Linked DNA regions of Homo sapiens: region 1 is linked to region 2. Evidence: chromatin contacts called from ENCODE Hi-C data. All regions are on one chromosome and are shown on one strand. Each heading gives the region's core, a stretch centred on a gene start or an enhancer-like site at or near the end of the contact. The rest is flanking DNA. Distances are from core to core; before and after follow the strand shown.

Region 1 (2,700 bases), core at 138-2,637, 4.8 Mb after region 2:
GGTCTCAAACTCCTGACCTCAGGTGATTCGCCTGCCTCAGCCTCCCAAAGTGCTGGGATTACAGGCTTGAGCCACCATGCCTGGCCCTCGTGGCACTTAAACTTTTTTCTCTCATTTGGGAAAATTGATTTTCCCAGTGCTGAGGAGAGGACCAAGTAGAGCTTATAACGCTTAGTCTCTCCCTGCTTTCCCTAGAGCAGTTCCACTCTGCACTTCGTGTATTTTCCTTACTGATAAGTTGCTTCAGGAAGGGGACAGATTTGCTGCTTTTAAATTTTAAAAAACTACCATTATAAATGACCATGTCTGCTACTTGAGGTTTATTTAGATCATAGTCAGAGGTTCCCAAGTGTAATAGAATTGGGTCATATGGGATTCTAAGCCATACTTAGTTTTACGTAAGAAAAGAGGAAATAGAACATTTTAAGTTTTGCTCTGATTATGTTTTATGTCAGAGCTTGTCGTTTTATTTAATGGTCATATAGTCTAGCTTTCCTTAAAGATACGTAGATTTAAAAGCCACTTTAGAGATAAGGAAACCAAGTTTAAAAGAGATACGCAGTGACTCATGCCTGTGTAATCCCAACACTTTGAAAGGCCAGGGCAGGAGGATCATTTGAAGCCAGGAGTTTGAGACCAGCCTGGACAACATAGCAAGACCCCATCTCCACAAGCCAAAATTGAAGAATTAGCCAGGTGTGGTGGCATGTGCCTCTAGTCCCAGCTACTCAGGAGGCCAAGGTGGCAGGATCACTTGAGCCCCGGAGTTAGAGGCTACACTGCACTCCAGCCTGGACGACAGAGCAAGATCCTGTTTAGAGGTTAAATTCCCAGAGTCATACCACATAAATAATGAACCAGTGCTTCTGTTATCAAGGCTTAGAGTTTATCCACTAGGTTCTATTTTTTTTGTTCAGGCATCTAGTACTGCAGTTCTTCCAAAACTATCTGGACAATCAAATCTATCTAAATTGAATGTTATGTAGCAGACCTCTCACACTTCATTTAGTGAGTTTCATCGGATATTCAGTTAAAAAAAAAAAAAAAAGCTAATGGTTATGTTTGAAATGCATGGTTTTGTGAATAATCACAGTTCTTCAAGTGCTAACCTAGAACTTGAGTTGTGTTTTCATAAAGGCAAATGTTCAAAGGTATAGCAGTTAAGAGTGGGTTTAAAATGTGAATGAGAGAATTAAGGTAGTGGATGATCAAACCACTAGTTCCAGGTCCAGCCTTTGCAGTTACCAGTCATTGGAGACATGGATATCCAGCTACCCTGCAGTGGCACACACTAGGCCAAGGCTGTCAGAGCAGCTGAGACAGAAGAGGTCTCTGTTAGCAGTGGATGGGCAGCCAAGATGTACAGGAACTGCACAGAGTGTGGAAGAGTCAGAGTGAGGTTCTGCCAAGCACGGCATGACAGTTCTTTTTTTAAACGTGCCAATGCAGGACATGCTAAGTTAAAATATCTTAACTGTTGCTTAGTTACTGCAACACACAAAAACCCCAAGTACTAAGCTTAATGAATCACCTGCGTCCTTTCTTGAATGCTCAAATCTACAAAAAGACTAAACTGCATGACTAACGATTAGGACTCTTACTTGGGCTTTTTATAGAAGTGGAATGAAGAGGACTTGTGCGAACTAGGAAAAGCAGCTTCCCAGCATAAGATTTCTCGTCTGAAAGGGGTAATAAGTCTCCACCTTCGATGCCTCTGTGATCAAATTCTAAAGGGCAGCCCTTCATGGTTCAGCGAGCAACACAATTGCTGGGGATTCACAGGGCAGAGTTGGTATTTTTATTTTTTACTTTTCTTTTTAAATCAGTGTTGGGTCACGAATTTGTTTTTTAGGGTTTTTATTTTAAGCTTTGAGCTCAGCTCTGGTGTGTGATTTACGGCAACTGATTAGCTTCCTGTGCTCACTTCCCTTACCTATAAACATAATAATGCTCAAAGTACCATGAGGGAAAAAACATTCTTCATTCCCTCTAGCTAGAGATCCACTAGGTATGTTAGCATACCCCAAACAATGCACATCTAATATAGTAGCTCTATATGAATATTCCTTTTTTAAAAATCAGATTATCACCCAGGCGTGGTGGCTCATGCCTATAATCCCAGCTACTTGGGAGGCTGAGGTGGGAGGATCACATGAGCCCAAGAAGCAGACGTAGCAGTGAGCCATGATGGCACCACGCCTGAGTGACAGAGTAAGACCCTGTCTCAAAAAAATAAAAATTAGGTGATCAACATTAAGGATTAAATGTTACACAATGTGATTAGCTCTTACCTCACATGCCGGGGGGAGCAGGGAGTACACAATGTGATCCTAATATTTATTAACCACCAACCTTGTGCTCTAAGCAAGTGGTTATATGTCCCAGTTGGATATATGGCCTGGAATCATTCTGGTTCCTGTTTGCCAGGTATAATTTTTTTTTTTTTTTTTTTTTTGAGACAGAGTTTTGCTTTTTCCCTCCAGGCTGAAATGCAATGGCATGATCTCGGCTCACTGCAACCTCCGCCTCCTGGGTTCAAGCGATTCTCCTGCCTCAGCCTCCCAAGTAGCTGGGATTACAAGTGCCCACCACCACACCCAGCTGGTTTTTGTATTTTTAGTAGAGACAGGGTTTCACCATGTTGGCCAGGCTGGTCTCGAACTCCTGACCTCAGGTGATCCACCCACCTTGGCCTCCCAA
Region 2 (2,700 bases), core at 173-2,672:
TAATTATTAGCCTCTTCTTTTTTTCTTTTCTTTTCTTTTTTTTTTTTTTTTTTTTTTTGCGAGACAGAGTCTTGCTCTGTCGCCCAGGCTGGAGTGCAATGGTGCGATCTCAGCTTACTGCAATCTCCGCCTCCCAGGTTCAAGCGATTCTCCTAAGGCTCCGGAGTAGTTGGGATTACAGGCGCCCACCACCACGCCAGGCTAATTTTTTTGTATTTTTAGTAGAGACGGGGTTTCACCATGTTGGTTAGGCTGGTCTCCAACTTCTGACCTCAGGCGATCCGCCCGCCTCGGCCTCCTAAAGCGTAGCCTCTTCTTAAAACCCTTTTAAATAGCTTCCCGTGGCTCTTAGAATAAAAGTCAACGTGTGGTTAAAATAAACTAAAAACCTTGCTGTGATGTAGTCCTTCTGGGTCATTCCACACCATATGTCTTCCACTAAACTTCAGTCACACTCATATGGCCCACCTTCTAGTCGTCAAAATAGCCAAAACCTCTCCAAGCCTTACAGCCTTCACACAAACTGTTTCTTCTACAGAGGACAGAGAAAGACAATGGTTTCGAATGTGACGTCCAAACTATAAATCACAGGACACTGAATTCTGCGGGCTTTCATTAGCATAAGAGCTGCCTCCGACGGGGGCAACACTATGCGGGGTGTGCCAGGAACTGATTTAAGACTGTATTCAGATCTTCCAAGCAACGCCAAAGACTCCAGCTTATAAAGAGCATATTTGATTGCTTATACTGTGTGCTAGGTCCTTTTATCCTTCAAATGACCACCTACAGGAGAGACTAAGGTCCAATTCACAACTGAGCCTTTAAGGAGGTTAAGTAACTAGCCCAGAGTTCAACAGAAAGTGGACGGGTTGTTCAAAGCCAGAGCTACTCCCGACCTCTACTCTATACACTGCCTTTCCTCCGGCCCGTAAATACAACGAATGAACCTGCAGGTTGGTAGCTCCTGGGATCCGAGGTTGGAGTGCCACAGGACCCCAACCTGCTCTCACCCCGGGACAGGGAAATACGAACAGGGGCACAGGTCCACCACCAGGTGCCTCCGCGAGGGGCAGCAGCGCAGGCGGCGGGGAGGACCAGCGGCCACTCACCTGGTGCTGGCGCTGCGGCTACCTCCACACAGCGGTCTTGGCCTCCCAGACGCGAACCCGCACGCCCCAGGGGAGCCACCGGCGAAAAGCCCGCGGGCCCGTCCGCAGGCACCAACCAAATAACGCAGCGCTGGCACCATCCCCTACGCACGCTCCCCTCCCTCAGCGCTCAGAAGAAGCCACTTGACCCTCCACGGCCGAGGACCCGCGCTCTTTAGCCCCGCCCCTCACGCGGGGGCCAATGAAGTGGCGCGCCTTCGCCCCATGTGGGAGAGGCTGCGGTGGCCAATAGGCGCGCGCGTCGGAGGGCGAAGGGCCGGCCAGGGTGCCGCAGACGCGGGGACGCTGGCTCGCTCCCTCCCTCCCTCCCTCCGACGCTGTGAGTAGAGAAGCTAGGCCCCGAGCCGGGCGGGACTAGGGTGGTGGTTGTGTTCTGCCCTCGCCCGTCGCCAACGCTGGGCTGACTGAAAACCTGGCCCTTTGGGTCGCGCGTCTTCGACCTTCACCGCCATGCGGACATGGGGCCGTGGGAGAAACTCTGGGCGGGATTACGGTGAAAATTCTTGTTTGGGCGGGCCCTGCGGCTTCTTTCTTCCGGCTCGCCCTCGGCCCCGCCCCCGCCCCGCCCCCGCTCCAGCTCCAGCCGGGTCCTCGCTCGGCCCCGCACGCGGCCCGCGGTAGACGGAGGGCCTGGGCACCCACCGTCTCCATCCCGGCCCCAGCCCAGTCGAGCGTCCACTAGAAGGGCGCTCCCTGTCCGGCCCTAATCCTCGCTCCTCACGGAGGCTCTTTGTCACAGCGAAGACTGACAGCCCGCAGTCTTCTGGACTTCTTTTATGGGGCTCCTGGCGGTGCTATTCATTCAGTCATTGATTCGTCTTGTAAATATGGAGCGCCTGCTCTGTACTCGACCCGGCACTGGGTACCGGAAGAACCAGACAGCTCGGTTTTTGCCACCATTTATAAGTCTGTGTCCTTTTCTTGAGTACTGAACCGAGATACAGTTTTAAATGTGCTGTGCGGTCTCTGAGCAGCGACTCACCTGTGCAGGTCACTTCACCTGATTCCCTTTATGTAAAAATGAGGGCGATGGGCTGTGTAATCTCTAAAGGACCTTCTAACTCTTTAAAATTGTCACTGTGCCGGTGTTGCTAACACTCATTCTGTATGCTTGATGGCAGTTTTTAATTTTTAGGGTTAGGACAGCTGAACATAACAAATAGAATTATACAGATTTATTACCAGAAGGACTTCGTGTGCCTCTAAGAATCTTGGTTCCAGTCTTTGGTCAGGTAGCTCCAGGAAATCACTTCACCTCTTTGCCTCAGACCCTCCTCAGTGAACTAGGAATGATAGCAGTGTCTCCCTAGTCTTAGGGCCGTTGAGCGGATTACACGAGATAAGGTCAGCAGGTGTTTAGCACAGTGAAGCATTTGCTACGTGATGACATTTATTATGGTTAAAGGGTTTTACCACCAGAACAGTGGTACATAGTTTGCTTTATTTGTTAAAACAATGTAGAATATTGCCTGCTTGTTCCATCACAGATGAAAAAAAGAGATGGTTATTCAACTTTGTGAGGTAATTGTGG

Evidence for each region. A loop is a pair of places that touch in the nucleus more often than their neighbours do. Pooled maps may share reads with other maps.
Region 1: a loop to region 2 is called in a map with no recorded cell type, with 6 times the contacts of the local background. The contact joins the enhancer-like site here to the promoter of DMAC2L in region 2. A Hi-C loop is called at or near these places in 1 of 168 maps with a recorded cell type or tissue (ascending aorta), 1 of 37 single-sample maps with no recorded cell type and 2 of 50 pooled maps.

What each region holds. Positions count from the first base shown.
Region 1 is chr14:55,070,649-55,073,348 of GRCh38, forward strand. No RefSeq gene overlaps it. Among named protein-coding and RNA genes, the nearest start is that of MAPK1IP1L, 20 kb to the left of the region's middle. RefSeq lists an enhancer at 1,566-1,685. Within about 2 kb of position 1,388, at least 14 of the 41 ENCODE cell types and tissues checked have a DNase peak (open chromatin) inside an H3K27ac peak, as active enhancers do; they include ascending aorta, where a contact is called at or near this core.
Region 2 is chr14:50,310,902-50,313,601 of GRCh38, forward strand. DMAC2L (distal membrane arm assembly component 2 like) reads left to right here and starts at 1,423. Exons shown (of 6, transcript NM_001382507.1): 1 at 1,423-1,488. It overlaps L2HGDH (L-2-hydroxyglutarate dehydrogenase), which reads right to left and starts at 1,328. Exons shown (of 10, transcript NM_024884.3): 1 at 1,110-1,328. The coding sequence starts at 1,249. RefSeq lists silencers at 1,388-1,517, 1,578-1,807.